Regions from separate parts of the Homo sapiens genome. Here region 1 is linked to region 2. A link is a loop called in an ENCODE intact Hi-C map of the cell type or tissue named here. Cell type or tissue: CD14-positive monocyte. All regions are shown on one strand. Each heading gives the region's core, and the rest is flanking DNA. Links, peaks and the distances in the headings are about the cores only. Region 1 has its middle 100 kb from the start of LINC00938. Region 2 has its middle 57 kb from the start of LINC00938.

Evidence for each region. Hi-C counts contacts between places; a loop is a spot of excess contacts. Peaks named below come from ENCODE experiments on the same cell type or tissue, not always from the same donor. Only the 100,000 strongest peaks of a DNase experiment are listed, where the experiment ranks them.
Region 1: it touches region 2 in a loop (4-fold over the local background); 5 of 110 quality-filtered maps call a loop at or near these places.

The regions. Positions count from the first base shown.
Region 1 is chr12:45,617,367-45,630,111 of GRCh38, reverse strand. No RefSeq gene overlaps it. Among named protein-coding and RNA genes, the nearest start is that of LINC00938, 100 kb to the left of the region's middle. In CD14-positive monocyte, for the core only: no CTCF peak of the experiment used is centred there; a DNase peak (open chromatin) is centred at 7,681; H3K4me3 peaks cover 1,231 bases; H3K27ac peaks cover 1,514 bases.
Region 2 is chr12:45,664,765-45,677,509 of GRCh38, reverse strand. No RefSeq gene overlaps it. Among named protein-coding and RNA genes, the nearest start is that of LINC00938, 57 kb to the left of the region's middle. In CD14-positive monocyte, for the core only: no CTCF peak of the experiment used is centred there; a DNase peak (open chromatin) is centred at 6,919; H3K4me3 peaks cover 1,598 bases; H3K27ac peaks cover 457 bases.

The DNA.
Region 1 (12,745 bases), core at 6,343-8,842, 48 kb after region 2:
ACATACACACACACACACTTTTTATTGTAATTAATGCTTCAGTATCTCCCCAAGTCTCTTAAGCTTTACATTATTTTATTTTATATTACTTTTTTTTTGGAGATGGAGCTGGAGTGCAATGGCTTGATCTCGGCTCACTGCAACTTCCGCCTCTCAGGATCGAGCCATTCTCCTGCTTCAGCCTCCTGAGTAGCTGGGATTACAGGCACCTGCCACCCTGCCTGGCTAATTTTTATATTTTTAGTAGAGACAGGGTTTCACCATGTTGGCCAGGCTGATCTCGAACTCCTGACCTCAGGTGATCCACCTGCCTCAGCCTCCCAAAGTGCTGGGATTACAGGCGTGAGCCACCATGCCCAGCCTATTTTATATTACATTTATTTGTTGCCCACAACCCTCTGTAATGTAAGTCCCTTGAAGGCAGGGATTTTATCTGCCCTGTTTACCTCTGTTTTCCTGATGACTAGAACATACCCTGGAATACAGTAGATGCCAAATAAAGAAGACCCAGATTTTATGTATTTATAACATATTATTTATCATATACTTATTATATTTTATTATTACAGATTATATATTATTTTACATTATATTTTGGTATATTATGCATAAAACAATTATGTGTATATAAATTATGAGTATATAAATTATAAATTATGAATTAAATATATTTAAAATAAACATAATATACTTAAATATTATAAATATACACATGTATATAAAGTTTATTATAAACAAATCAAAATACTAACTGCCCATTAACATTTATTAAATTGAGTGCTTATTTTTTGGAATTATTCTTCACTGCCTTTTGCCTATTAACGATGTTACAGTTCTTATTTTAATAATATGAGTTATTAAAGTCTATTTTAAAAATGAAGGCATAGTCAACCCATAAGTAACATTTAGTAGACTATGGATGGCAGTTCTTTTTGTTTGTTTGTTTTTCAGACAGGGACTCACTCTGTCACCTGGGCTGGAGTACAGTGGTATGATCACAGCTCACTGCAGGCTCGACTTCCTGGGCTCAGGCAATCCTCCTGCCCCAGGCTCCCAAGCAGCTGGGACCACAGGCACATGCCATCCTGCCCAGCCAAATTTTCTATTTTTGTTATTTATTTATTTATTTTATTTATTAGAGACAGCATATGTTACCTAAGCTGGTCTCAAACTCCTAGGCTCAAGTGATCCTCCCACCTTGGCCTCCCAAAGTGCTGGGATTACGGGAATGAGCCACCACACCTGGCCAATGGATGGCAGTTCTGTTTTAAAAACAACATCCAAAGTGATGTTAATAAACACCCATCTTCGCCCTATGTTCCAACCTCACAGAGACAGCAATTCCAGAAAATCCCAGTCATAGCTTTTTTCCTATCTTTTTCCTGTGAATTTTTGCTTTATCTTCAGGACTGCACTAGGATGGTAGTCCCCATGAAGGCTTCTCAACATTTCCCTAGAAGAATATCTCACTTTTCCCTCTGGGATCTCAGAGCTCTCTGTAATTATTTATACATCTGTATCCCGGACTAAATTTTGCTGTCTTAGGAGTAGGAATTATGCCTTATGTATTTTTGTATCTCTGGTATCTGGCACATAGTAGCTATTATGTCTGAAAGAATAATAATCTTAACAAAGTACTGTGAGGGGAAACCAGTCAATTTAAATAGCAAGTAAAATGAGTGAAGGTAACATTTTTAGTATGATATCCTGTATTTGAAGTACTGTGTATAGTGTTACATTTTACATGGTGGGATGCTAGACTCAAACCATCCTTACAATATTTTTAAAAGTTTGCGGTCAGAAGAATTGTCATTATTTCTAAGGATGACACATTAAAGTCTGTTAATTGAAGGAAAAAAGTAAAAATGCTGTATGTGCTGGGCCAGCGGAAGCCCTTCTTGGTGTTGATAGTACACAAACAAATTTATTCTGTGCAATTAGTGTAGAATTCTCCAGCAATGAATTAGAATTTTCCCTTCCAAAGGTGACCTCCCTTTCTAATTTATGTATCGGCAAAAGCTACCTCCAGCATAGAAAACAATATAAAAATAACTTCATGTATTTATAAGTAACTACAGTTATAAACCAGTACATACCACTTTTGAGAAAATAGTGTAAAATTCAAGTGTAGGTGGTAGTTTGATTATGGAGATCTGTCATCTGCTTTCAGATACATTTCAAGAAGTGCACTGAGCTAATTAAATGTATTATTCCTCCTCTTCCTTTGAAGGCAAGCGTATGCAAATTTCCCGAGGCAGATCATATTCATAAGAAAAAAGCACCACACTCTTGAGTTGGCCCCAACTCACAGCTCTTTCTAGTAACAAATGTTATAGGTGAATTGAGAGGGAGCGGGGAGGATGTTTTGGCAGAATTTTCCATGGGAGGAAAGGGAAGTCTTTGCTAAGGAAGGTCTTTTCTCCCTTAGCAAAGTTAGGAATCTTCAATGCTTTTAAATAGAATACAAGTCACATTAGCTACAAAAAGAAACCCCGGTCCTCATCTCTGTAACAGTGCCTCCTAACGAGAAGGCACCAGCTATTTCTTTGTGTTTTTTCCTGGAGTTAAACAGTCACGCACATCTGGTTTGGAAATTGAGAATTCTCCCTGTTTTAGGTTAAATGCAAGAGTGAAATAAGAAAGGTAAATCAGCCATCTGCTGAAGAGCTCACCAACCAGGCTACAGGGGGCAGGCAGCATTTACCTCTCAAGGAATCTGGGTTTCAAAGTTTTCACAGTAACCCATTCGTCTTCCTGATGCCACCCCGTTCTCTGGAGCCTGGCTAATGATCTACTAAACATATGGCTGGGTCTGCTTTCCTTTTCTATTTTCATTAAATTTAAACTTTTGGAGGACAGGGCTATGCACTTCTATATATTTTCTTGTGGCTGTAGAACACCTGCAATACTTTTATGCTCAGTCTTGAGCAATATTTGAGATGATGACTCTGGACTGGTCTTGAACAATTCTATTGAGCAATGTTAATTCTTTCTACACCCAAATTACTCCATTGATTATATCTTTTTAAGGAGGATACCAATAACACAAACAATAGATTTTAAAGGGTTATCAATGCAATAAACATAACATTAAAAATCTCCTAGGTGATCCTCTAAATTTTACACATCAGGTAAAACAAGCACATTTACTAGGGAAGGTGTATGCATTTTTATAACAAAATATTTGCAACACTTATTGGTAATCTGGGAACATGTAATTAAAATTCTGGTACCTTAAATACTTTCAGTATTAATTACAAGAGTTTGGACTAAACTCACACATATTCAATTGCTTTAAATGAACAGGGAAAAGATGAAATTGTCCAGGTGTGTCTTATTCTTTCCCCTTGTATTTATTAATTTCAAGTAAGGTTTGAGGTTTTCTAAATACATTTCAGATATTTCTAAGAATTGTGGTCAATGCTATTGCTACTAAGAACCATAATTTTTGCATCTGCCCTTTAGAAGAAGTTTTTAAGGAACATGTTCCCCCGCTCCCATCGCCCCAAAACCTGGCCCAGCAGAAAGACATTAAGATAATGCTCTCTTCTAATCCCAGTTCTATGACTTTCTCCTGTGGGAGCTGAGAAATGACAGTTAACCCTTCCAAGCTACAGCTAGCTTCCTTATCTATGAAATGCAATTAATAATTCCCACTTATAGGTTGATTGAGAGGGTAAAACCAGGTAATCTATATACAGAGTGCCTGGGTAAACAAAACGAATGGAACCTATTAATAAACGTCATGGACATATTAAAGATCTTTTTAGATGACAGCAACAATCAAAGTTTATAATGCACATTTTGAAAAAGATAAGTTGGCCGGGCGCGGTGGCTCACGCCTGTAATCCCAGCACTTTGGGAGGCCGAGGCGGGCGGATCACGAGGTCAGGAGATCGAGACCATCCCGGCTAAAACGGTGAAACCCCGTCTCTACTAAAAATACAAAAAATTAGCCGGGCGTAGTGGCGGGCGCCTGTAGTCCCAGCTACTTGGGAGGCTGAGGCAGGAGAATGGCATGAACCCGGGAGGCGGAGCTTGCAGTGAGCCGAGATTGCGCCACTGCACTCCAGCCTGGGCGACAGAGCGAGACTCCGTCTCAAAAAAAAAAAAAAAGAAAAAGATAAGTTTTTTTTTTTCATTTTGAGACAGGATCTTGCTCTGTTGCTTACGCTGGCCGGAATGCAGTGGTGCCAAGATGGCTCACTGGCAGCCTTGACCTCCCGGGCTCAAACAATCTTCCCACTTCAGTCCCCTTCCCACCCCTCACTACCCCAACTACCCCACGAACACTGGGACTACAGGTACATGCCACCACGCCCGGCTAATTTTTAAAATATTTTGTAGAGATGAGGGTCTCATCATGTTGCTCAGGCTTATCTCAAACTCCTGGGCTCAATGAATCCTCCCACCTAAGTCTCCCAAAATGCTGGGATTACAGGCGTGAGCCACCGCGCATAGCCGAAAAAGATGTTTTAAATCACTGAGAAAAATTACTTAAATTTGCCATCATTCAATTTTCCATAAATACTTAAAGACAGTTTACATTAGTTAACTCTCCCTGTTTCTAAAAATGCAGCCGGAAATTTCCTTAATGATGATTCTGATTCTCGCTGTTAACTTGTTGCAGATCACTCAATTTGTTTCTGCCTGCAATCCATCCTTCTAATTCAGCCATTGACAATCACTTTTGAATTTCTACTTTGTGCTGTGTGCATTAAAATATAAATGCAGCTGGTCGCAGTGGCTCACGGCTGTAATCCCAGCCCTTTGGGAGGCCAAGGTGGGTGGATCACTTGAGGTCAAAAGTTTGAGACCAGACTGGCCAACATGGAGAAACCCGGTCTCTACTAAAAATACAAAAATTAGCTGGGCGTGGTGGCACGTGCCTGTAATGCCAGTTACTTGGGAGGCTGAGGCAGGAGAATGGCTTGAACCTGAGAGGTGGAGGTTGTAGTGAGCTGAGAATGCACCACTGCACTCCAGCCTGGGTGACAAAGCAAGACTCCATCTAAAATAATAATAATAATAATAATAATAATAATAATAATAATAATAATAAAATATGAATGCTCCCCACAAGAGAATGGAAGTGAGAGAGCTGGCTGCAGTTCAGGAACAATCAGACTTGGGGGTAAGCTTCATCTTCTGAACTTGCTGTCTTTGTGGCATGAGAGGTAACCTTAAACCTTGCCTTATTGGTTTCTTCATCTATGCAATGGAAACACTTCCTCTCCATCTAATAAGGTTGTTGTGATAGCAGATGAGATAATGCATGTAAAAGAACTTTATAAATAATAAAGCATGGTAGAAATATAATGTATTATTCATAATTAGTATCGTTAATAATAATGTCAGTTGGATTTAAGTCTCAGTATTATTTTGAAAACTTCTTTCCTGAGAGACCAGCATCTCTGCATTTGCTGCCTATCAATTTAATCAATTAATTGCAACTCTCTTCAACCAGTTATATTGGCAAGTCTGTTTGCCTTGCACTTATAAGATTGTATAGACAAGATTATAATTATGATTAACCACACATGGAGTTTAGAATTAATGCTCATATTCACTTTGATCCCACCTGAAATCACATTTTTGGTTAAGTGGGGAAATCATGACATGTATGTATGTGGCAGTGGGGTAGCTCTATATTTTACAGACCCCTTAAATTCTCCTTATTGTAGGAATTAAGAAACAAAAAAGATTAACAATTTCCAAAGAATCCAAATATTTCCAAACAATTTCAGATTTCCAAAATATTTCTGAGATGTTTCCAAGATGTCCAAATAACTTTTGAAACATAGGCTAATAGTTTGACCAACGCTTGACCCAGCCTTTCTGGTTGTGAAGTATAGAGCTTTCTAGCAGAAAATTTGGCATCAGTTTTATAGCATATTCCATGGGTGGAGCCAAGTGAAGACTTTCTCCTAGAGGGCACACCTCTGCTCGTGAGAATCTTGTGGGATATGGGCAGGGTTGGTCATAAACATAGCAGGAGTGGCTGCTTATAGAATGTGACATTGGGGGTGTCAAGTATTTGTTGTTAAATGTCACCCCATATCAGGTGTCATTGACCTTGAAATGCTACCAGTAGGAGAGAGAACACATTGTTCCTTGGGGAAGATTTTGTGGCAGTTTAAACTGCAAACATAGTCCTTCATCAAATAAAAGGTAAACTATCCTTAGACCAGGTGGACTCATATCTGTAATCCCAGCACTTTGGGAGGCCAAGGTGGGAGGATTGTTTGAGGCAAGGAGTTTGAGACCAGCCTAGGAAACACAGTGAGACTCCTGTCTCTACAAAAAAAATAATAATAATTTACAAAACTTAGCCAGGTGTGGTGCACACACCTGTAGTCCCAGCTACTCAGGATGCTGAGTTGGGAGGATCACTTGAGCCCAGAATTCCAGGATACAGTAAGCTATGATCACACCACTGCACTCCAGCATGGGTGACAGAGTGAGACCCTGTCTCTGAAATAAATACATAAATAAATAAGATAAACTATCCCTAGCACACAGAAAAGCACTTAGTACCTGGTATGAGCTTAAGGAGCAGACCGGTAAATAATCTATAATGAACAGAAAATCAGACGGAATCCCTTCCTTCTTCCTCCTTCCTATGTATCCCACAGGCTTCAGGGAGTGCTAGCTCCTCCTCCAGCTCTAGGATTTCATCCTCAATCAATCCTGGGAATCCCCAACTCCTCTGGAGTGACTGGCCCAGGAGTGTGGCTGAGATCAATCAACTCACGGCATTTCACCGCCACCTGAAGATACTTGATCTAGATTGGCCCAGATAGGTTGAAAACACGGATTTCTATTCCATGGTTAAAGGATAGTTTTTTCCTCTCTCTTTCTTGCTAGATGTAACCAAGAAAGCTGTGCCCCCATTGTTGCTGCCCTCAATGGCTGCCTGAGGACAATGATAACACACTGGTGAGGGTAGAACCAAATGGACTAGAGAAACAGAGCCCCATGCTTGCAGTGTGGGCATCTTGTTCAGGAAACAATAATTGTCCTTATTGTTTAAACAGTTTTGAGCCTAAAATAGTCTCACATATCTATATATTTTGGCCCAAAGCATTCTAGCTACTATAGCCCTCAGTAAATACGTGTTAAATAATTTGCTAAATGAACAAATAAGGGTAAAAGTGAGTGAGTAGAAGAAACCAGGGAGGCTGAAAGAAGAGTGCAAGCTGGATCCATGAAGAGCTTGGATTCCTGGAGCTGCGGGTGAGTTTCTGAACTGGGGCCTTGGCCAGGGAGCTGCTGTGTGGTGGCTCTGAGAGGAGACCTGTGAGGGGGCCCATGTGAGTGTCCCGGAGCCACACTGGGCAAGAATGTCTGGCAGGAGTCCATGTGAATGTGGACTGAACACTGTCTGTGCCCTGGGCTCGCTCCAGTGGTTCTATATGCAGGAGCATGCAGTTCACTTTCATTTGCTTATTTATTTACCAGAATTGCAAATTCCATGAGATCAAGTACACTGTCTTCTTTGTACATTGTGGAATCCCCTCAATGGCTGGAAAAGTGTCTGCCACAAGGTAGAAACTCCATTCATATTTATTCTTTAATAATAGCTTTATTGAGATATATCATAAAATTTAGACCTTTAAGTGTTCAAGTGGTTTTTAGTTAGTCACATAATTGTGCAACTGTCACCACTATCTAATTTCACAATATTTTCATCACTTGAGAAAGAAGCTTATTTATTAGCAGACACTCCCCATTTCCTTCTACCACCATCCCCTGGCAACCACAAATCTACTTTCTGTCTATAGATTTGCCTATGCTTGACATTCTAAATAAATGAAATCCTATAATAGGTAGCCATTTGTGACTTTTCTTTCTTTTAGTGTGTTTTTAAGTTTCATCCATGTTGCAGCATATGTCAGCACTTCAATCCTTTCTGCCTTAAGAATATACCACATTTTGCTTATCCATTCATCAGTTTGATGTATATTTTTTTCCAGTTTTGGGCTGTTATGAATGATGTGGTTATGAACATTTATCTAAAGGTTTTTGTGTAGGCAAGTTTTTAATTCTATTGGGTATGTAGCCAGGAGTGGCACTGCTGGATCATATGGTAACTCCCTGTTCAACTTTTTTAGGAACTCCTAGGTGTTTTCCACAGTGTACCATTTTACATTTCCACCAGCAGTGTGTGGGGGTTCTGATTTCTCCACATTTTCACCAACACTTGGTATTACCTGTCTTTTCAATTTTAGCAATCCTTGAGGATGTGAAGTGGTATTTCATAATGATTTTTTGATACATATTTTTAAAAGAGCCAATGAATATGGATCAAAAACCTCATTCGACATGTGTCATGAGGTTTTGCTCTGCCACTCTCTGGTTATCCTGTGAGGATGTCTCCCTGACCTCTCCCAGAACAAAGGAAAGAGCAAAGGCAATTCCTTGAAATGTAGCGGGCTGGTAGGGGGTTTGCCCTGGCACAGATGTGTCCTTCAGGCTCTGACTGTGAAGAACAGGCTCTGTCATTGCACAAAGACAGTGGCTTTGCCCAGATGGTGTCTTGCTGTATGTGCAGGAGCATTACAATGTAGAAATACTGGAAACATTAATGGAAAGGTATAAGAGGGGCTTGCCTGGACTTCACAAGAGACCAGGAGAGGGAAGTTCTTCTAGTGAAACATGGCAAAGTTGGGGAGTAATGGTAGGAATGGAGCTTCCATGTCTCTCCTTCCCTCTGCCATCCTCCAGCAAGCAGCCCTTGGGGGTTTCTTAGCAGGAGTGCTCTTGGCACTTTGAGACATTCTTCCTTGGGTTGGACTGTCCCTGGCCTTGGCCCATTAAATGCTAGTATCCAACACCCCCTGCAGCATCTCCTTCCTCCAGTCACTGTGACAACCAAAAATGTCTCCACCTGATTTCCAGGCTCCCTCTATGGCAATGGTATCCTTCCTGCCCTTGAGACCAGCTGTTAGAAGAACTAAAAGGGAAATCTGATGTTTCAGACATAAGAAGTCCCCAAGTCTTTTTTTTTTTTTTTTGAGACAGAGTCTTGCTCTGTTGCCCAGGCTGGAGTGCAATGGCATGATCTTGGCTCACTGCAACCTCCACCTCCCAGGTTCAAGAGATTCTCCTGGCTCAGCCTCCTGAGTAGCTGGGATTACAGGCACCCACCAGCACGCCCGGCTGATTTTTTTTTTTTTTTTTTTTTTGTATTTTTAGTAGAGTCAGGGTTTCAGCATGTTGGCCAGGCTGGTCTCGAACTCCTGACCTCAGGTGATCCACCTCCCAAAATGCTGGGATTACAGGCATGAGCCACTGCGCCCAGCCCCCAAGTCTTAATTGAGATTCCTGGGCTAAGAGAAATCATACATGATACAACTACTAGGTTAACCTAAACACTGAATTTCACATTGGGCAGGAATTATGTAAATGTGTGTGGTAACTTATTTTATGCTGATCAGAAACTCTGACCATATGATACATCTCTGATTAATAAAATGGAAAATGAAATTTAGCAAATATGGCTTATTTAGTAGAAAATATCTTCAGTAACATAGGCTTTGGAGAGTAGTTGGGGATAGGACAAGTGATTTTTAAAAAGATCTCTGCTGAGGCAACATTGCATGACATTGAGAGCACAGCATCTGGAGCCACTTGCTAACTGGGTCATTTTGGGCAAGTTACTTGACCTCTCTGCTACTCATCTGTGCAAATCCACCTGTAACATAAGGGAAAATTTCCCACCTGTTAGTGTTATGGGGATGATTAAATCAGCCAATTATGTAAAATGCTTGAGCCTGTGACATAGCAAGGGTCATACAAGTGCAGCTATGATGATAATTCATGGCTAAACTGCTGTGGCACAGTCCCTCGTTTTAGAAATGAAGACATGAAGAGCTGGGGCAATTGGAAGACTTGAAAGCCTTGTCACCAAACTCAGATTCAAGCCAGACACACATTTCTTGACCCCCACACCCACATTCTACCCCATTATTGCCTCTAGTAAAACACAAAATTTCAGACGTAACTTCTTTCTTCCCATTATGATTTCTGCACTCAACTCCATCAGACAGAGGAAAGATGGTGGCAAAGAGAGATATAGCCTTCATTAAGCCTTTCAGTACAATTGTACTACTTCTTTTGGTTTGACCAGATCGAGACTGTCAGTTCTCTGGATGTGCCTCAGGGTTTGTCGCTGGGTCAGCAGGCTTCTGCCTCACTGATTCTGAGGAGGAAAGGGGCTAGCTCAAAGAATGTGAAAGCCATTTGTAGATGAAGCTAAGTTTTCCTGTTATCCCTGTGCTCCTATAATTGAAATAATAATAATGATGGCTAATGATTAAGATGGATTTCTACTGGGTTTTGATCAATTAGTTGACTGGGTAAAGTTATGTTGCAAAGAGTAAGTTTGGAATTAAGCCTGTACCCCAATAATCTTGATGAAAAGAGAAAGTGACATTGTACTTCAAATAATGAGCCAGAATGAAGATGGTTCTTTGTGAGAGGCTTGTTCTCAGGAATGCACAGACACCTCTTTCTCTGAGAACACTTATAGTTTTACCTCATTAGAAGCCAAAGGCTGAATTAAATCAGTGACTTTCAAGTTCATGCCCGTGATCCACAGCTAGATGGACATTTTATATCACAACCCAGTATAGACACACACAACAAATGAAAATTATTATGAAACAGTTTTTACCCTTGTTAAATGGGATGCATACTGATATTTTCTTTTCATTTTTATTTCATTTAAAAAATACTGTTTCAAAAATGGTTTCTAAAAAAATACTGATTGTAATCCACTAGATTGATGTTAGGACCCACTTCTCACATCTGACCTGCAGTTTGAAAACACCATATTAAATGGATCTTGGGGTCTCTTTTTTAGTTCTAACACTATAATAATGTTGAATAATTAGAATATTAAGAATACAGGCCGGGCGCGGTGGCTCACGCCTGTAATCCCAGCACGTTGGGAGGGCGAGGCGGGCAGATCACGAGGCCAGGAGATCGAGACCTTCCTGGCTAACAAGGTGAAACCCCGTCTCCACTAAAAAATACAAAAAAAATTACCCGGGGTGGTGGCGGGCCCCTGTAGACCCAGCTACTCGGGAGGCTGAGGCAGGAGAATGGCGTGAACCCGGGAGGCGGAGCTTGCAGTGAGCCAAGATCGCACCACTGCACTCCAGCCTGGGCGATAGAGCGAGACTCCGTCTCAAAAAAAAAAAAAAGAGAGAATACAGTCGCTGCTCTCCATGCCTCATCTTGAAGTGTTGAACGACCATGTATTTAGGGGTATTCGTGTAGGGAAAACATTTGCTTTTTGCATACCTTTCACTTCCTTCTGGGGTTTATCACATCCTCAAAAGGGAAAGGAGGCATTTGTATAGCCTGAAGTAAATCTGTAAGTGTATATTTTGTGTATTAGTGACTCATTTGTACTAAACTTTAGGTAATGTTATGAGGGAGCTTAATTCTAGTGTCTATAATTTTCAGTGAATACATATTTATTATTTTTAAATATATGATTTTAGCCTAAAAAATCAAGTTGCAAAGAAGTCTCTCATGCCATTATTTGTATTTTATAAAGCTCAAGTGTGTACTTGTATTTACGTAGAGTATTTTCACAAAAGAAACTGGTAACTGCCTATTTTACGAGGGGAAGACTGGGGCGTTAGGGATTCTGTTTGGGTAAGAGATTTCCATTTTGCTACATGCATTTTTGTACAGTTTGGGAGGAAAATGCCTTATTAGCTTAGAGAAAATGTTGGTACATATAGTTAACATTTCTGTAAAGTAAATGGATTGGATTACTGTGATCTCCGAGATTCCTTTCATTCTGAAAGTTTAGGATTTTAAACTCTTATTTTGTGTGCTCAGATAGCCATTGTATATCCAAATCAAGTTGAAGAACCAGTTCTTGCTACTAAAGAATTTATATTCTCTAGGCTGGGCATGGTGGCTCATGCCTATAATCCCAGCACTATGGGAGGCCGAGGCGGGTGGATCACTTGAGGTCAGGAGTTTGAGACCAGCCTGGCCAACATGGCAAAACCCTGCCTCTACAACAATACAAAAATTAGCCGGCCGTGGTGGCAGGTGCGTGTAGTGCCAGCTATTTGGGAGGCCGAGGCAGGAGAATTACTTGAATCCGGGCAGCGGAGGTTGCAGTGAGCCAAGATCACACCACTGCACTCCACCTGGGTGACAAAGCGAGACACCGTCTCAAAAAAAAGAGAGAGAGAAAAAAAGAATTTATATTCTCAGAAGGATGGGAATGGATATGCATATGTTAAACAGGACATGAGAAATATATTGTCATTTATAGAAAAACTAGGCTGTCTTTTGCAGATTGAGTTGTTCTAAATAGTCTTTAAAAATTAACAGCTATTTTTAGCTACAAAAATAAAAAAATAATTTTAGATAGAAATCCATCTAAAATATACTCTGTACTTCACTACTTCACCAGGAAATGACATGACTACAATGAACATACCATTATTATGAACTGCAGTTACTAACTAAACAGTGGCATGTCATGGTAGTATCATTAGAGTCATTTGAGGTACATACATTTGAGGCTATTTGTTCTCAATTTAATGACTTCATCCTGCAGGTTTTAGTAGTTTTGTTTTTCTGGCTTCCTTTATAGATTACATTGTTGACAACACTCAGAATGCTGACTTGGAGGAAGAAACTCTCTGTTCCACTTCCAATTCATTGGCCTAATATGTCAGCTAACAACATTTTTATGAGAAGAGTAGGC
Region 2 (12,745 bases), core at 5,778-8,277:
TTGGATGGTGGACAAGAACTCTAACTCTGGTGTCATAGCCTCAGGTAGAGACCTGTGAGTAATTCCTACTGATGAACAGAAGCCAAGGAAAGGAATTAGGTTTAATTCCTAAGATTCACCCTCATAGTTTGCCCTCTAGACTCAGAAAATCCAGTTCAAAGTTAATGCCAACATCTGAGCTGTTGATCACGTCTATTTCTTCTCCTCTGGGATTTTACTATGTCATTATTCCCTTTCTCATATATTCAGCCGTTCTATCCACTAGCCCCTTCCCCATAGCATGTGTGTTCAGATCTCCCATAACTTCCCATCTTCCCCTAAGAATATGCCACCTAAGAAGGTGCCAGCATTCTTTCTCTATCCTTTCTTAAACATTTACTTCAAAATAATGTTTATTCCTGTTCTCCAATTTTCTCACCTCCATCTTACAATAATTAGACTTCTACAACCACCATATCCCCAAAACTACAGTGGTAACAACAACTAATTGCCTAATTAACAAATCCAATGGCCAGTTTTAGGTCTTTGCCTTATTTAATCTCTCTCATTGCTCTTTTAAAAAATTATAACATAAGCTGGACACAGCTTTATGTGCTTTCTAACATTAGCACATGTAATCCCTATAACAAGCCTATGAGGTAGGCACTATTCTCTCCATTTTGCAGTAAAAGAAAGAGAGGCAGAGAGAGGTTGAGTAACTTGCCCAGAATCACTACCCTCTACTTTTTTTCTTTCTTTAATGTTTTTGTTTGTTTGATTAGTTTCTGACATGACAGCTATGGTAGGCAGAATAATGCACCTCCCCCAACCTCTCGTCAAAGATGTCCATGTCCTAATCCCCAGAACCTCCTATAATAAATATATTACTTTACACAGCAAGGAGAATGAATGTTGCAGATGAAATTAAGGTTACTACTCTCCTGACAGAGAATATCCCAGATTATCCAGGTGAGCCCAATGTAACCACAAGTGTTTTTCAAAGTAGAAGACGGGCAGAAGAAGAGAGTTGGAGAAAGTGATGTGTAGACAGAACTAAGGTCAGAGTGGGGTCATGTGAGAAGAACTCTATCCACTTGCTGGCTTTGAAGACTGAAGAAAAATCCATAAGCTAAGGAATCACAGGTGGTTGGTCTCTAGATGCTGGGAAAAATCAAGGAAACCAATTCTTCCCTCAAGTCTCCAGAAAGTAATGCTACTCTGTTGACGCTTTGACTTTAGACAAACAAGACCAGTGTTCGATTTCTAAACCCACAAAACTGTGAGATAATAAACTTGTGTGTGTGTGTTTTGTCTTTAATTTTTTGAAATAGGGTCTAGCTCTGTCACCCAGGCTAGAGTGCAATGGTGTCATCATAGCTTACTGCAGCCTCAAACTCCTGGTCTCAAGTGATCCTCCTGCCTCAGCCTCCCAAGTAGCTGGGACCATAGGCATGTGCCACCACATCTGGCTATTTTTATGTTTTGTAAAGATGGGGGTCTCATCATGTTGTCCAGGCTGGTCTCAAACTCCTAAGTTCTAGCAATCCTCCTGCCTCAGCCCCATAAAGTGTTGGGATTACAGGCATCAGCTACCACACCTGGCACTGCATTGTTTTATTTATTTATTTTTCTTTTCTTTTCTTTTTTCTTTTTTGAGACAGGGTTTTGCTCTGTCACCCAGGCTGGAGTGCAGTCGTGCGATCTTGGCTCACTGCAGCCTTGACCTCCTAGGCTCAAGTGATTCTCCCATCTTAGCCTCCTAGCATTACAGGTGTGCACCACCATGCCTGGCTGGTTTTTCTTTTCTTTTCTTTGTTTTGTTTTTAGTAGAGATGTGGTCTGGCCCTGTTGCCCAGGCTGGTGTCAAACTCCTGAGCTCAAGTGATCTTCCTGCCTCTGCCTCCCAAGGTGCTGGGATTATAGGTGCTAGCCACTGTGCCTGGCCAGCATTGTTTAAAACTATAAAATTTTTGGTAATTTTTTACAGCAGTAATTGGAAACTCATACAATAGCCTATCCTGGCTGTCCTTCTGCCTCATTGTCCATTTCTTCTCAGGGTCCTTTCCTGGTTTCTCTTACTCTGACCCCATAATTGTTGGTATACCCCAAGGCTCTGTCCTTCCCACCCATTCTCATCATTTACATTTCTTCTGGGCACTATTACCATTCTCATGGTTTTGATCCATTATCTGTATTCTGACTCCCAAATCTCTAATTCTAACCCAAACAAAATCCTGAACTTGAGACATGTGTATCTAACAGTCTCCAAGACCTTCTACCTCAATGCCTAACAGGCAACTTAAACTTATTATATACCCTGCTCACCCTGCTCCTTTAGTATACAATACCTGTATTTTCTGCTTAGAATATGTATAACCCAAGCCAGAAACTCAGAGGTCATTGTTTACCTCTTCCTCAACTTCTAAAACCCAATAGTAGATAAGTCCTGTTGATTTTACCTCTCCGATAGCTCTCCAAACTATTTCCTTCTCTTCACCCTAGCCACCACTCCTCTACTTCATTACTTGCCTGATTCACGTAACTTCCTTGGATTTTAAAAACAGCCTTCTGTCTTTTGACTTTTTGCCTAAGCTGGGCCCCATCCCTCACACTCCCTATTTTCCATATAGCCACCAGAGGTACTTTTTGAAATATAAATATAATCATGTTACTTCATCGCTTAAAATTCTTCAGCGTTTACTCATTCCCTCGAATGTAAAACAAGGGAAAAAACGATCTGGCCCCAGCCCAACTCTCCAGCCTCGTGTACTTGGGTCATATTGAAGTACTTGTGGCTTCCTGACAAGCTGTGCCATTTAATGCCTTGTGCCTTTGCAATACTATTCCAGCTGCTTAAAATACTGTCCCCACCTTTTCTACCTGTTATCAGCTCAAGCATGACCTCATCTGTGAAGCATTCCTTGCTCTTCCCAAGTAGAATTCTCCAGTCGAATCTGTACATTTCTATCAGAGTACCTTTTACTCACTATTGTATATCTTTTCCTGTCTTCCATCCTTGTTAATCTTGGAGCTCTCTGTAAGAAGCAGATTTTATTCACCTCTCAATTTCTAGCATCTAGCATAAAGCCTTGTACACAGGCACATATTAACTGTTGAATACAAGAAAGATTTCTTGAGACTAAGTCAGAGGGAAGCAGAGAGATGAGGAGCTCTTAAAGGATTTCTGTGGTCATTGGAGGATGTGATAAATTATTGTTAAGGCAGATAATGTTCTGAACTTGAGTTTCATAATCCTTTGATTGTGGTCCATCACTAATTTGGAAAATAATAAAGAAGGCCTGTGCCCAAGTTAAGCACAGTATTCCCTGTGCCTAGTCCAGTATCTGGTATACAGTACATAGTTTTGAAATATGTACTGAAAGAATGATTGGATATACAAAGGGATGAAGAAGAGACCATAACATGTGGAGGTGGGGTTAAGTGGGAAAGAGGAGTAGAACTTGGATATTTTTGCAAGGAGCAGTGTCAAGAGCATAGGCATGGAATTGGGAACATAGCAGGTGAGAGCAACAAGGAAGAGAGTGGTTGAATATTCTAAAGAGGTATCACCTGAAGGATGTGAGGTGAAGATGGGAGATGTGTAAATAGAGGGACAGTCTTGGCAGGCACGAAGACTCAGTGAGATGTCTCCATGGTTCAGATGTGAACTGATCAAGCATAAACCAGGAGGGATATGGAATTAGAATGGAAAAGAGCTGTATGAGAGATGGAGGAAGGATTAGTGAGAGATGTCAGTGAGTGACTCCATACAGAAAACAGAGAAAGGAATGAAGAACGACTCCAAGATTTTGAAGCTCAGAGAAATGCCCAAATTAAGCAAGTCCAGAAAAGGAAGCTGGCTGAGCAAGAAAATGGAAGCATTTAGCTTTCCCAATAGCTTTATAAGATTGAGGCAGAGTTAGAAGGCATCGTTACCCTTTTAGAAACCAGGTTAAGACAAACACATTTTTCTGTAAACTCTTTAATCATTGTTTAGTGTGATCTGTAATTTAAATATCACCACAGTTTTCTTTGCTAATCTTTCCCCTAGCTGCAAAAGAAATATGTGATTAACAGAGAACTTGGAAAACATATGAAGCAACATTTAAAAAGTTATCAAAAAATCAGTCTATTATATAAGTGTAACAACCAAAGTCAAAATTTGGAGGTATGGCCAGGCATGTGGCTCATACCTGAAATCTCAGTACTTTGGCAGACCAAGGCAGGAGGATTGCTTGAGGCCAGGAGTTCAAGACCAGCCTGGGCAACATAGTGAGACCCTATCTCTACAAAAAATTTAAAAATTGGCCATGTGTGGTGGTGCATGCCTGTAATGCCAGCTATTCAGGAGGCTAAAGTGGGAGGATCACTTGAGCCCAGGAGTTTGAGGCTACAGTAAACTATGATCATGCCACTACACTTCAACTTGGGCCACAGAGTGAGACCTTGTCTCTAAAAAGAAAAAAAAAATTGGTGATGCATCCTTTAGGTAATTTTTGATGTATTAATACATATTGTATTATAAAACTTTTTTTTTTTGAAACAGAGTCGCTTTGTTGCCTAGGCTGGAGTGCAGTGGCACGATCTTGGCTCACTGAAACCTCTGGTTCCTGGGTTCAAGCGATTCTTTGGCCTCAGCCTCCCGAGTAACTGGCACTACAGGCACGAGCCACCATGCCTGGCTAGTTTTTGTATTTTTAGTTGACACAGGGTTTCACCATATTGGCCAGGCTGGTCTTGAACTCCTGACCTCGTGATCCACCTACCTTGGCCTCCCAAAGTGCTGGGATTACAGGCATGAGCCACCACACCTGGCCTTGAACTTGTTTTTTTATTGGTAATACCATTATTTCTTCACTGTCAGTATTCTTTGACTAGTTTTTTTAGAGTTGGTCTGAGTACTGTATACATAGGCAGGTACAGTGGCTCACGCCTGTAATCCCAGCATTTTGGAAGGCCAAGGCAGGTGGATCATTTGAGGTCAGGAGTTCAAAACAAGCCTGGCCAACATGGTGAAACCCCATCTCTACTAAAAATACAAAAATTAGCTGGGCATGGTGGTGGGTACCTGCAATCCCAGCTACTTGGGAGGCTGAGGCAGGAGAATCGCCTGAGCCTGGGAGGCGGAGGTTGCAGTGAGCAGAGATCACACCACTGCACTCCAGCCTGGGTGATAGAGGGAGACTCCGTCCCAAATAAATAATTAAATAAATACTGCATATCTAATATTTCCTTGTTCCAAAAAGATTTGAACAACACAGAGTACTTGTACAAAAGATCTTTCCATTCTAGTCTGTTAATTCTACCAAAACCATTCTTCTAAAGGAAGCCCTGTTTGCAGCTTGTATTTCTTTTCAGAACTTTTTCAATGCACAATTACATTCACATATATTTCATATCTGCAAACATATATTATCTATATACACTATATATATACCTATATATTGTTTGTGTATAGGTCTCAAATATGCCTATATATACTCATGTACCATATGATTATAGTGGCTATCAAGTATTCCATATTACGACTGTATTTTAACTTAGTTAACTGCAGAACATTTAGATTGTTTCCATTTTTGTGTTTAAAAAATGCAATAAATCAGTAACATCCTTGTCTTAATTCTGACCATTGGGAATTCTTCTAGTGTTTCATTGTTAAATATGTTAGTCCATATAAATATTACTTGTCATGACAAAGTGGACTTCTTCTATCTTCAGTTTACTGAGACATTTATTTCTTTAATTATGAATAGTTGCCAAATTCTAGCAAGTGCTTTTTGCCTTCTATTAAGATGATATTACTTTTTTGACCTCTTAGTGTGATGAATCTTATTAATGTGTTATTAAATAATCCTTTCTGTATGATTGAATTAACCCTTTTGGTAAATTATTCTTTTAATAATAAATTATTGAATTTCATTTGTTCGTATTTTATTTAGAACTTTGAATCGATATTCATTTGTTTATATTTTTAACTTGACCAGGAACTGGCTTCTAGATATTTAAAGGATGTGTCATTGCAAATGTAAGAGGGTTGAAAATAGACACACACCCAGCAGCCTAGGAATCTGGGATGTCTTCCACACAGCTCTCATAATAAGCAACTCCTTTAGTCCCTATTAAAAATAGGGAAGAGGACTTCCAGCCTCTCCTGTGCTAAGTGATTCCATGTTTTCTCTGGGCCTCTAATTTGGAGGGTAAGACTGGAGAGACAGTCTGATCAATGCGCCAGTACCCACCTCCATCCAATTCCATAGAGCCTAGAATCTTTCAGGGGGATGTGCTTATTCTCTCTTATCCTTCTTTATAGTTGACCAACTGGGAGCCAGCCATCTCAACAACTTTTTGAAGAGAAGCACGATGTAAAAAAACTAGAATTAAATCAAAACTGGAATTGATTTGGATATTTTGTATCCTTGGTAGCCTTTCAAACAGAAAAGATGATTCTTATTAGCAGTTTCTATTTAAAATTGGAATTACAGTAATGATATATTCATTTATAAAAAGTATAATGTTTGGCCGAGTGCAGTGGCTCACACCTGTACTCACGTCACTTTGGGAGGCTGAGGCAGGAGGATTGATTGCTTGAGCCCAGGTGTTTGTGACCAGCCTGGGTAACATAGTGACACCCTGTCTCTACAAAAAAATAAAAAATCATCTGGGCATGGTGGCACATGCCTGTGGTCCCAGCTACTTGGGAAGTTGAGCTGGGAGGATTGCTTGAGCCTGGGAGGTCGTGGCTGCAGTGAGCTGCAATTGCACTACTGCACTCCAGCCTCGGTGACCAAAAAAAAAAAAAAAAAAAATTTATGAAAAATAGTGATTTTTTTTTTTTAAAGACTACTTCTTCTTCCCTACCCCCAGGACTAGTAGAGCCAGAAGGGGGTTACTTTGGGAAATTACTATTTGCCACCAGCTAGAAAAAGCCTGTTCTGTGAATAAGACAAGTGGTTATGAAAGAGGATGTGGTTGGGGTAGATTCAGTTTGTGGCAATCATTTTGAAGCATTCTAAGAAAGGCTTTATCTGTTGGAATACAGAAAAGTGGTATTAATTTCTCCACCTCTAAGTGTAATCATGGCACTTCCCCTTACTAATTCATGTATCAGGTTTGTTGTGAGGATTATGTGAATTAATATACGTGAAATGCTTGGACTATTGCCAGGCACATAGTAAGCTCTCAATAAATGTTATTTTCTTATTATATTTATAGAATGTTAATTATTATGAAGGTGGGCAGCTTCTGATGTGACTGCCAATGATCCCAACTTCCTGGTATTCATATCCTTGTGTAATCCCCTCCAGTTGAGTGTGGGCTTAGTTACTTGCTCTTAATAAAAAGAGTATGACAAAAGTGGTGGAAATACTAATGTCTATTAACAGTAGACAGTGGCTTGTATTTTGCTGGACTCTATATCTTTCCCAGCTTTCACACTTTGCAAACTACCATGTTTGAGAGGCCCACCTGGCACAGAATTAGGGATGGTTTCTGTCCAACAGGCTGCAAGGAACTGAATTCTAACAATAACCATGTGAGTGAGCATGGAAGTGGATCCTTTCCCAGTCGAGCCTTGGAATGACTACAGCCCCACAGGACACATTGATTGCAGCTTGTGAAAGACTCTGAAGCAGAGTACCTAGCTAAATTGTGTCCAAATTCCTGACTCACAGAAACTGTGATTTTGTTCTTTTAAGCCACTAAATTTCGGGGCAATTTGTTATGCAACAAGAAATAATACATTTTTTTTGTTATCAGTATCATAATAATCATTATTATTAGCAATATAACATAGAGTTAAGAATATGACCTTATTCTAGAATCAAATGGCCTGAGTTTGAATCCCAGCTCTTCCACTTACTAGCTGTTTGACCTTATGTCAATTATTTTCCTCAACAGCAAGATGGAGCTAATAATAGTTGTGAAGAGTAAATGAATTAATACATGTAAAAACTCAGGCACTTAGTAGGTGCTGTATCTGCTGGATGCTGCTATTATTTAATGAAGTGGAAACCAGTACACAGACCCTGCTCCTGCTAGTATTAGCCATCAGCTCTGGTTTTCTGTTAAAATCTTTTGCAAACCAAGAATTCTTTCTAGTTTTAGTTTATAAATACATTCAGCCCAGTGCTGAGGTGAGAGGCAAACAGAAAGAATAATGGTTTCTACATTATTTTATGAAGAGAAACTGAAAGTCCTTTCAAGTAAACCTTCTTAAAGATAAGGAATTGGTTTCGTTCTCTGAAAGAGAAGTGAAATTTCATGCCATCTTGTCATCTACACTCAAATATTGCATATTACTTAGATGGATTACAGTAGACAGGGGGATAAGCCCTTAGTTTACATTCACAGTTCTTACATGGCAGGCTCAGAGTAACCATACTATTGAATGCTGAGTCAAACAGAAGCCACAGAAGTAATTAGGTTCTAGTAGTCCAAGAAAGAGCTGGGCAGAGGCAAGGTCTAAAGAAATAACTTCACTAGGTAAGAGATTAAAATTTGAGCCAGTGTAAGATCAGACAAAAGCAAGCTTGAAAACAAAGAGGTCATTTATGGAGGCAAAGATTAGGTGTCAAAAGACCTTTAAAGAACAAAAATAATACATCACATTTGTATAGCACTTCAGGGTTTACCACACGTTTTAACACACAGTATTTTATTAGCTCCTCACAACAACTGGGTAAGGCAGTGCTAATATGCTATTCTCATTTTGAAACAAGGCAATGGAAGATCAGTGGGGTTAAGTTACTTACTTGAGTTCACACAGCCACTAAGTGGGATTAGAGTCAAAACTTCTTTCTGATCTGTGTGATAGAATATTTGGTGTGATAAAGCCATTGGGTTATCTTTTTTCATCAGTTCCTGTGTCATCCAAGATAGGATTATTTAGGACTTAACATTCTTGACCAGGAATGTATACTCTGTGAGCAGGGCATGGCAGACACCTTGTAAGTGAGCTTGAATTTTGAGTTCCAAGTTCCAAGTAGGTTTATTTTATTCCAGTTAACAAACTTTGCTTCTCTCCATATTCCTGTTCAGTAGCTATTTTGTGAGACGTTCCAAACTCCCTGAAATCTTTTGATAAAAATTAAGTAAGAAAATGTTAAGTTCCATGGATATTCGAAAGTAATGACTCCCTATTTAAAAACTACCTTGCACTAACTACCTATGACATTTTCACAATATTTTATGGTATAAGTTTGGAGTTGATTTCAGTATAGAAACACCATTTAATATAATGCGGAAAATGGCCCTGGATTATGCTTTTTGCAAACCATACCCGTCATACAATATAGCAACATGAGGTTTTTTTTTTTTATCTAACCTTAAATTTATCCTTCATAAGCAAATAGTTTATATGTCAGTTTTTATCTTTCTTTGCCAAATACTATGTATCAGTAATCTTTATAAATTTTTACTAAATATAAACAATGTGCCTAGGACCCAGAGATGTCCTTAGGCACTGTAGTCTAGAAAAGGACATAAGTTATTATGTCCATGTTAGGGATTTTTTCCTCTCCTTCTAACACTCAATGCCTTCATTATGTAGCCAGTTGAGTGTTTCACGCTGAGGCACCCTTTCAAATGTGCCATTCTTTGGAATGGCCTTAGGATTCTAGATCTTCCTCTTACTCAGCTGGTCTACTGAGTGCCATATGGTATATTAGGTTCTCTGACGATATAGAGTCTTAGTAGGTAAAAATATATGCAAGCACATTCATTCATTCATTGCATAACTATTTACTGCCCCCATGGAGCTTTCATTCTGATGACAGAGACATTCAATAAACAAGATAATGCAGAAAAATGTGCATAGTGAGAAATGCTAAAGATTTTAAAAATCAGAAAAGGAGATTTAAAGGAGGGTTTTGAAATTTTGGTCGGGAAGACCTCACTAAGGTGAATTTTGAGTAAATAAGTGAGGAAAGAAGCTAAGTGACAAGATGAAAGTCATGCACAGCAAAGGTTTGTGGAAAGTACTTTAGAAACACACACAATGATGTTAATGGCAGCCAATACTCATATAATATATTTTATATTCCAGACAATGTTCAGAGCACTTCATATAGATTAATTGATTGATTTGGGGTGAGGGGATTGGGACAGGGGATAAGGGATGGCTGCACGGAGGTGAGACATTCAGGTTGGCCCTGAACAATGAGAATGAGTGTTGGGACTGGGGAGCTTCTGGATGCTGGGATGTGGTGAGAGAAGTAGGGAAACATGTATGCAAACAGCAGAGACAAAACACACTTGAAGTGACTGGGGAATGTGTCTGGGAGTCAAAGTCATTTTAAAAAATAACTGTCTTGATATTTTTCTAAGAGAAAAAAATCTGTTTTATTGAAGACAATAGCATAAAAGGACAGGGGAGGAGGTGTTTATATTTATAATTCACAAAGTAACATTTTAGGATCTAGGCTTTACCAGAGGAGGGGAGAAAAAAACTTCCACTCATCCCTGCTTACTCATCTCAGGGTAGGCCAGGATTCAAGAAATGACACAGTAGAAAAAAGCACTGTCTCATTCTCATTGAGATAGGAATAATACAGGGTGGTCACAGGAGAATAGAAAATTCCAGGCAGTAGTTTCACATGAGCAGCAAAAGGAAACTGTTGAAATACCTGCGTAAGCTAGGGGCTGATAAGACCCTGAAAAACCAGGGTGTGGGCCAAGCTGGCTATGACCGACTAGACCCTACATGGTGCTGGATTTGACCTAGGTTTCTCCTAGGACCTCATTATATGCTCATTAACATACAAATCACAAACCCGTCAGTGCCATGACAGTTCTGGAAACCCCCTGTTTGGTGTAAAAATGGATGGCACCATAGTTCCAAGAAATCTTCAACTTTTTCCAGGAATCTTCATAAATATACCACCCCTTGGTTAAAGAAGCCCTAAAGGGAGAAGCCCCAAACTCCCTTGTGTGACGCTTTCTTGAGTACGCCCACACTCCCCTTTCTTAAGTGTGGATTTTTCACTTTGTAATAAATCTCCATATTTTCACTATTTTCTGACTCATCCTTGAATTCCTTCTCTTGATGGTGTCAACAGCCTGGACACCAGCTGGGGTGGATATCCCACCAGTGTTTTCCATTCCTCCCCAGCCCACCAATATCATCATCATCCCTTTTTCCAATCAGGCAGATAAAATTGACTCACATCATTTAAGTGGCCACTTCTTTGCCTAAATATCAGGCCAACTTTGGAGGTGCTATGTGGTATAAACAAAACATCTGTCTTCTGGTTTTTGTGCCCATGTTGTTTTAATTTTCAATGTCCAAGATAATTTTTTTCATGCATCTTGAATTTTCTCATACAATTTTTCTCCAAGCTAGCAGGGAGGTGATTTGTGCCACATGATGAATAATATGCTAAGGAAATTCTCCCTATCTTCACACTTCTTTGAAAACACCCAGTACAAAAGACAATGATAATTTGAATATCTTAATGCCATTACATTAGCAAGGAAATTACTTCAGCATGAAGCCGTCACAATTTTTATTGCAAATATCAATGAATGGAAAGAGATTTTACCCTTGAGATTAAGAGCCTGTTAAAGGACAACAGATTGTTCTCCTGAAGTTATTTACTGAGCTGCCTAAACCCTTGCAGTATCTTAACTTAACAAATACTTTTAACTATTAAAAAAAAAAAAACCCCTTTCTTCTGGATATTCATATTTTTTTTAAGTATAAATGCTTCTGAGAATTTGTTCAAATCACACAACCATTAATCTATTATTGGCTATAGTAGAAAAAAAAGGCAGGGTCAGTGACATAAGTAGATGACTTTTTGGAATGAAAATAAAGAGTTTGACCTTATGTCTCAGTTTATGAATATGCTAATAACCATTAACTTGCTCTGTTTTTTTTTTTTTTTTTGGATTTTTGTTCTGGCAGCTCTTTAAGAACTTGGTAATGACAATTTTTCAGGTGACTTTCTCGCAAAAGCAGGGTGCAGTTGTAATAATATTTCAGTAATAGAAACAGTAGGCAAGCAGAGGAAGGAGGAGGCATGGAGGAAGTCACTTCAAAATTTGTCTGTGTCTATATGTTTATTTTTTAATTAAGACAAAGGTATAAAATGACTTGTGCAGCATGTTGTTTACGTTTTCATTATATAAATAATTAAAACGTTTAAAAAGATTAAAATATTAGCCTTGAGTTATTATAAACAGCAAGTGTCAACACTGCATACATACACTTAACTAAAATTAAATTATGGAATTCTCTAACCAGAGTGAATAAGTTATTAAAATTAAGCCAGTGGAAGCAATCTACACCAAATAAGCTATAATTTGATACTGAAATGAATAGTACATCTTCCACAGGGCTCCACATTCAGCCTCCTTCTCCTCATTCTCTTCTCTATTTCCTGGGCACCTGCTACTATCATCCATGAAATGATCATTGCCAAATCTCATCCCATTCTCTGACTCCTATCATGAGTTGCAGACTTACTTTTTCAATTATTGTATCCTTTCTTTTAGATTGGGGTACCTAAAGGCAACATATCCTCAAACATTCTCCTCTTCTTTCCCTTCCCAATTTTTGGTTAATGGCACCATAGTTCACCTAGGTGCTCAAACTGGGAAACTGTGAGTCACCATGGCAACCCCTTTCCACCAAGTCTCCACATCCGGGTGGTAACTGTCTTTTTCTGTCTATTCTACCTTTTTAGTAGCCCCTGAATTTATCTCTTCTCTATTTTTACTGCCACTGCCACATTCAAGCCCTCATCATTTCTCACATGAATTCTAACTG